Regions from separate parts of the Homo sapiens genome. Here region 2 is linked to region 1. Evidence: chromatin contacts called from ENCODE Hi-C data. All regions are on one chromosome and are shown on one strand. The core of a region is the stretch at or near the end of the contact, and the rest is flanking DNA. Distances in the headings are between cores, read along the strand shown. Region 1 holds the start of ZNF300 (zinc finger protein 300). Region 2 has its middle 23 kb from the start of SMIM3.

Evidence for each region. Hi-C counts contacts between places; a loop is a spot of excess contacts on that map. Pooled maps may share reads with other maps.
Region 2: a pooled map shows a loop between it and region 1 (2.4-fold over the local background). The contact joins the enhancer-like site here to the promoter of ZNF300 in region 1. A Hi-C loop is called at or near these places in 1 of 50 pooled maps.

What each region holds. Positions count from the first base shown.
Region 1 is chr5:150,902,789-150,906,554 of GRCh38, forward strand. ZNF300 (zinc finger protein 300) reads right to left here and starts at 2,192. Exons shown (of 6, transcript NM_052860.4): 1 at 1,916-2,192; 2 at 1,076-1,189; 3 at 353-394. The coding sequence starts at 367. LOC124901112 (a long non-coding RNA gene) reads left to right here and starts at 2,447. Exons shown (of 2, transcript XR_007058999.1): 1 at 2,447-2,578.
Region 2 is chr5:150,799,665-150,803,430 of GRCh38, forward strand. No RefSeq gene overlaps it. Among named protein-coding and RNA genes, the nearest start is that of SMIM3, 23 kb to the left of the region's middle. Within about 2 kb of position 1,612, at least 11 of the 41 ENCODE cell types and tissues checked have a DNase peak (open chromatin) inside an H3K27ac peak, as active enhancers do.

The sequences.
Region 1 (3,766 bases), core at 942-3,441:
TGGTGAGAACACTGTGCACTCCACCTCCTAGAGTAAAAGCCAAAAAGGAATTTATTTTTAGTCTTATATGGCTAGAAACATTTTCTTAACATGGGAAATTTATCTTTCTCTTTAGGGAAATGCAAATCGTGTAACTCATGATGTCTGCAAGTAAGATCAGAACAATTAGTACATTAATTTATAAAAATGGTTGCCAGCCAGGTTTTTTACATATTACCTAGAAACTCTTTCGAGGTCTTGATCTTTGTTGTTACCACCTTTTCCTTCATCCAGATTTTAGCTAACTTTACTTTCCATTTGATTGTATGAAAAACCAAAGAAGAATTTTTTTTTTTTTTAAAAAGCAACTCACCTGGGACTTCATCATTTTTTGCTCTTCCAAAAGGCCAGATGACTGAAAAAGCAAAACTGGTGATCAGAATGTTTTTCATAGTCCAAACCCAGACTGCAGCTTTCACATTCACCAATCTTGCAACAACTAACATCAGAAGTCAAGTAACTAATGGGCTACCCTGTGGGATAAGGTTGTTTGAGCCTTACAGAAGTCTCAGCAGGCACCATGTGGAGGAGGGATCATTCTTTACTCCTCTTGTACCTATAATATGATCACATAGAAGTTGACCAAGGTTTTATAATTGGATAGATGTGAAGATATGTTTCCAGTTGATTTACTAACAACTTACTGTTCCCCTTGGGAATCAGCAATTCTATTTATAGAAGATTTTCATGAGGCAATAATCATGGATAGCTATATAAGGATATAAGTGAAGATGGAGCTCCTTGGCAGTAAGAATGGGAATGACCAAATGGAAAACTGAGGCATGTGTTCCCTATTCCTAAAAAGAACCAGCAGCTGAATTCCAACAATTTTCCAAGAACTCTCTTATATTTTCCCCCAACTTAGAAAACTCTTGCTAAATCAATGTGCATGAACTCAAAGGTTAATTTTAAGATGTTTTCTGTTTAAATTTTTATTGCTCTTTTTCAACAGCTCTATTGTCTGTATACAAAAATGGTGATAGGTTGGAACCACTGGAAAAAAAAAGAGTATACCACAATGCAGGAAGGTAAATACCTGGTAAATTTTCCTCAGTCCCAGGACAAGTCATGCAGACAGAGCTGAACTATTTCAGAGGACGTGGGGGCTCCCATGACAGACAGATTATTTTATATGGGGGTATCAAAACATCTGGAAGGAAACAAAAGAAACAATCATACTCATCTCTGGATATCCCGCAGATGCTCAATAAATGTCTCTTGAATAAAATATAAAATGATTTAAATAAACTTAGAAAGTGGAGAACTGAAATCAAACTTTTAATTATGATTTTATCAGTTTTGATTTGTTTGGTCTTGTTTTAAAATGACCATTTGATGGGGGTACCATCAGAAATGCTTAGTGGGCAATGGTAGACTAAGAAAAGATGTGAAAAGGGGTTGACCTTTAAGAACTCAAACAGTTGCCTATGACCTGTGGAAATTTAACGTTAAGTAAAGGCCTTCCCCAGTAAAATGTGGCTGACCACCATGACACCGTGGCCCCATTACTGTCCCCATCTAAATCTCGGAATTCTCAGGCCTAGTAATCATATACCCTACTGAACTCCCCCATGTCCATCACATCACTGAACACATGGACGCCCCCATCATTTAGTCCATAGCCTCCCATCACTGATTCCTCAGAGTCCCCTAAATCACTGAACCCAGTTAAACCCACCAGTCAGTCCACCTGCAAGCCATTCCTGACCTAATAGACACCCCCTCACCTCTCACTTCCCTGTTACTAATCACATCTCGGACTCCCACATAAATCCAACATTAATCCCACCTACTTCCCCCACCAGTGATTTCATAAACCTCCTACCACTGACCCTCACGGGCTCCTCTCCTCCCATTACCAATCCCACAGACTCACCCTTCACCGCACACATCCCGCCTCTGACTCCCAGCTCGATTATCAGGTCCCAAAACCACCATCACCGCTTAATGGGAACCGCTGTCACATCCCTATTGGCAAACTCTCCTGCTTCCTGTCCGCGAGCACCACACCGGGCTCCCGAGGCTGCGCCGTTCCGTACTGGGCGGTTTTGCCCGTTCCGCATCTTCAGAGGCTTTGTTCAGGAAGCAACATGGCTGCTCCCTGGAGCTGTTTCCGCATGGGGCCGCCATCTTGAGAGCCCGGTCGTCTTCGTACTAGCGGAGGATTCGCCCAGTGCTGAGCCCGAGAATGGGCTGTACCACAGCGGCAGCGAAGGGAGGGGAAGGCGACGGAAAGGAGGCCTGCGAAAGGAGCATTAAGGAGCACACTTTTGCAGAAAGATTTTACAAGGGGGATTGAAGAGGAAGTTGGAGTGAACCTTCCTCTATTGGAAGCATGCTTCTGACGAAAGGGGAGGAATTTTAGATGGTACCATGGACGTGTTTGTGAATGGTACAGCCCCATGCCGGGAGATTCGACTGCTCAGAGGGGAAGCGTGGAATGGTGCGGTCCTCTCCAGGGAGATTTCACTGTGGGAGAGAGGGACAAAATCTGGGGGCTGAACAATCATTGTGTACTGTAATTATGCCAATAACAACGGTAAGGAATCCTTATAAGGGAATTTGATATTGCAGTAATAAGTAATAAGAGGTCGACTGAAGGAAAAAGGGAAATTAAGAGCAGGGAAGAGGAGACTGAGGCACAAAGAGAGGGAAGTGAGAAGCAGAGAATCAGAGAGAAAATGGGGGAAATGGGGACAAAGGAGCCAGCCTAGAAAGGAGGAGAGACGGGAGACTGAAGAGAAAAAAATAGACATAGGAATAGAAGTGGGGATCTAAGGGGTAGAGCGTGGTAGACAGACAGATTGAGACAGAAAAGAGACTTGAAAATTGGAACAGACATAAGGGAGAGACTGAGAAGGTTAGATTTCAGAAACAACAACAACAACATGATTTTTTAAAAATGAACCAGCCAAAGAGAATACTAAAATTGTTATCTTAACCCTTAGACCTTACATCAAGCTTTAAAAAAGCAAAATGCATGTTCACAGACCAATGTTTCATTTGTATAAATGAATACAATTTTGAATCATAATTTTCACACGAGTCATGCTTTTTGATATGTTATGAAATAGGCAGCAATTTTACATTTAGCAATTTATTTCTCATGTCAAAACAAATGCACTTAGATAAGAAGACAATGTATTCAGAAAGAACACTGTTGCATTAGGAAGAATGCTCCAATCTCAAATCTGCAAGAATCACAATATCAACAAAATGACTTTTTTTTTTTTTATAGGGAAGAGTAAGAAGGGTTAGCAGGAACTTTGTAGGGAGAAGGATATGAGATAGGGGTGTGCAGGTGGCAAAACCAGGGCATTTCTACAGAAATTGTTTCTGTTGTCATGGAATTCTGAGAATAAGCGGTTAAGGGGAGATGTTTTGAATCATAGTGCATTAGTGCAGTGTTTCAACTCAGGGGAAGCCAAAATGAAGGGGCCTGCGGGAAGGAGAGAAGTCTGACTAAAGGTTGGTCAAGACAAAGAGGATAAGAAATAGTTGGTTGTGAACACTTAACCTCTTCATCTCTATTTAGACTTCCACAGTTATATCAATATTTATTTCTTGACTTGAGCTTAAGACAGTGTAGACACTGAGTTTAGTGGTAAAGGTATATAGTAATGATTAATTCAGATACCTCACCCTCAAGGAGTGATGCCAGTGGAAGTTGTAGAGTCAGGAAAAGGCCAGACTCTACTACTATTCCTATGCGGAGAGCCTTGTAGGA
Region 2 (3,766 bases), core at 362-2,861, 100 kb before region 1:
ATAGGTAAGAACAATACATGAACATATTTTCCATCTGCTCCCAATACGTGTCAGTTCATCTTTCTACATTTAACATTTACTGAAGGTAGCAGAAGTAACGTTTTGGAAGAAAAGGATGTTTGGTAAATCAGAACACTATTTCTTGCAATAACTAAAGATCATTAATAACATTTCTTCCAAACTTCCCCCTCCCCAACTCCAACTCCAGAAATAACCAACTAGTTTGATAATTACTAGAAGAAAAAAAGAGAAACAATTGTAATATTTATACAGACATAAAGGAATGGTCTGGTAAATATGGTACAAACAATGAAATAAAACACGGCAACTGAGCACTATCTATTATATTGGTAGTTAACAAAAAGCAAAATACAAAATTGCACCTTCTCAACACCAAAAAAATTGCAGATTTTGCCATTACTTTTAGAATGGTAAAAACTGCATTACTTTTGCACCAACCCAAAACAATTATCTATAATAAAGTCATGAATATATATATTGTCAATTTGTCACTAATAAAATTATTTTGGTGGTATTTTGTTCCATTTCTTCTTACAGGGGTAATTTTTTCTGTTATACCTCAAATGTAACTGGCTTAAACTGATTTCTTTTTTCAACCAAATATGTGTCTTTGGAAACAAACATTCTAATGGCATGCCTCTATACATATCTACCTAGTTCAAGGGAATGCAGTTTGGGAGACTGTGTGTACATGTGTGCACACTCCTGTGCGTACATGTTAAAGTGTAACGTGATCCACCTGAAATGTACATGCAGCTGTTTATATCATGTAGCCATCCATTTCATGATAAATATGTTTGGAAATAAATTTGTAGTACTACCTCCCAACAGCAAATCTTATTTCCTTTTAGTTTCAGTAATAGTATTTAGTATTAGTTGTCACTAATAAGGATTATTTTTAATTTGCAGATGGAAAGCTTCTTCCTTTCCATCCATAAATCGAGTGTTTCTTCTCAAAGGCAATGGTTCTCAAACTTTAGTATGCAACAGAATCACCTGAGGAGCTTTTCTTTTTTTGAGATGGAGTCTCGCTCTGTCGCCCAGGCTGGAGGGCAGTGGCGCGATCTCTGCTCACTGCAAGCTCCGCCTCCCGGGTTCAGGCCATTCTCCTGCCTCACCCTCCCGAGTAGCTGGGACTACAGGCACCCGCCACCACTCAAAATCCTGGTCCTTATCTGCAAAGATTCTATTTCAGTGGGCCTATGACGGAGCCAAGAATTCTGCATTTTTAAGGCAACTTGCTGTCCTTTGAGAAACATTGCACTGAAGTATTTGGGAACTTTGTTTCACTGTGATAGCTGTCTGGGACTTAAATCTTCCGCCAAAGGAAAACCTGGAAAATTTTGTGATTGAGCAAGCAAATCAAGCCCATGCGTAGTAGTAGACTGGGAACCGGTGGGTGTGAGACCCAGGCTCTATGTGGCCTACACTCTTCTGAACTCTTCTGAGTCTTGATTCCTGGTCTGTGAAGTGTGCAGTGTATCCGAATTAAATGAGAAAATCATTCCGTGCTTTTAGGGTGAGTTTGAATAACTTTTAGGCAGTCCACCAGATGGCGATATAACTTTTTTTTCAAATGGAGTGGTTAGCCTGCCGAAGTTGTGAGAGTCAGTCCTACAACATTCCTAGCAGATCAAGATTTTATGTTCCCAGTTCTGGCTTCAGAGACTGTAGCGATAACACAGGGCTCATGCAGTCCAACATCCCGTATAATACAGGTTGCCAGTTGTTGCCTTTTCAGTATTTCTCCTGTGTGATCCTGGACTGCTTGTGTCAGATTCACACAGGAGCATTTGCTTACAAATGCAGCTTCCAGGGCCCTGCTTCAGACGTACTGACCGAGAATCTCTGGAACTGGTTCTTCAGTATCTGCTTTGCAAAAACAATCCGTAAGTGCTCAACAAACAGGTTAAAGTCTGAGAGCCACGTGCCAGTGAAAAGGAGGTTCACGTCTTGCTGAAGCCACCCCTTATTAGCTGTTTTGTTAGAATTCCTCCCTCGGTGAGAGTGGGATTAAGGATTCAGGGATGCTAGTTCTGCCCTCTTGAGGCCACACTGAAGAGATCAACTTCCTTTTTCTTGGGAAATGTCTGAACATTTTGAAGGTCGCTAATCATGACTTACCTCACCTCCGCCCCTATCTTCTCTGGGGGTGGGGAAGAAGTCATACTTTGCATTACAGGTTGGCTGTCATCCTCCTTCCCTTTCCAGGAACACTATAACCAGAGACTAAGAGCGAGGACCTTCACTATTTCTTAGCTTTGTGATCGTGAGCAAATAACATAAACTCTTTGAGCCTCAATTTCCTCTTCTGTAAAATACGAGTGAAAATAATTATACCTACTTCAAAGGATTGTTATGATTATTACATGGGGTGATGAATGCAAAGTGAAAAGGTAAAATATAGCAAAATGTGATCTATTATTAACAATAATGAGCTTCAGTTTCTACATCTGTAAAATGGTGATGATAACTACTAGAGCATGGGGAGAATTAAATGAGGTAATATAAGTAAGGTAGTTGGTTAATGTCTGACTTAGAAGAGGCTCTCAATAGTAGTAATTATAAGATGGCCAATAATGTAAAAACACCAATGGTCTATGCCCCTAATGATGTGGGATTTTAAAAATCACTGAAGTAATGAGATTAGCAATTTCCTTACTGTTATCCTGTAGGATCAGCCTTAGAACAAGTATAAAACTTGTATCTCTTCTATACTAAGTTCCTTTTAGAAAATGTTTCTTAATGAATCCACAATTATTTAATAAAACACAAAGTATTCAATTTTTAAGTATTAATTCCTCACAGAAATTGCTTTCTAAAGTTTTAAGGGTGCAAAAAACATTAAAAATCTTTCAGTAAGCTAAAACTTTAATTAGGCCCTTATATAATTCTTGCTAAAGAGAGAGAATGGAACTGAGACTGTGAAATGAAATGACAATGATAATATTTCCTTTGAAATTTTTAAGGCCAAGTTGCATTAATGCAACTTTGAAATTGTTCCAATCACACAAGGTATTTAATTAAAGCAAATGAAAGGCTCTTCAATTCCCATAAAGATTTACATGGTAGGAAAAATGTTTCTGTTTTAGCAGGTCTATAACATCATTTTTAAAAATTACAAAAATTATTGTATCTACTTTTAAAGCTGGACAGCAATAGTTATAGAGAGAATCATTTAATTTTAGAGTCAAGCAGACCAAATTCCCATCTGGCTCCACCAGCGTGTTCCCTTTAGAAAGTAACATTTAAGAGTTTCATTGCCCTTGTTTGTAAAAAAGGGGATCATATTTGCCTCCACAGTGCCGCTGAGGGGTTTAAACAAGGTGCTGAATCTAGAACACTTACAGAGAGCCTGTAATAAGTACTCAGTGCTTAAATGTTACCTAAAAACAAAGGAAGATCATTAGCACTACCGTAAAAAATTATATATGGGTGGGGCACATTGGCTTGATTGGTTTCGCTATATGGGTTTCAACCAAACGTCTTGGGGAAAAATTCGGAAGGCAATAAAAGGAAAGTGGAAAGGACAAAGAGGATTGGAGTTGGGGAGGGTAAGAGACAGTTATAAGTCTGAGGAAAAATTAGGAAATAGCATAGAATTCTAATTCAAATAACTTAATTACCCTTGTATTTATATTTTTTCTTAAAGTTGTTTTACTTTAGTGAGCAGTCTTTCTTCTCAGATTGTGTCTTAGCATATTAATGAAAAAAACAGATGATAATATTACTGTACAATAAGAGT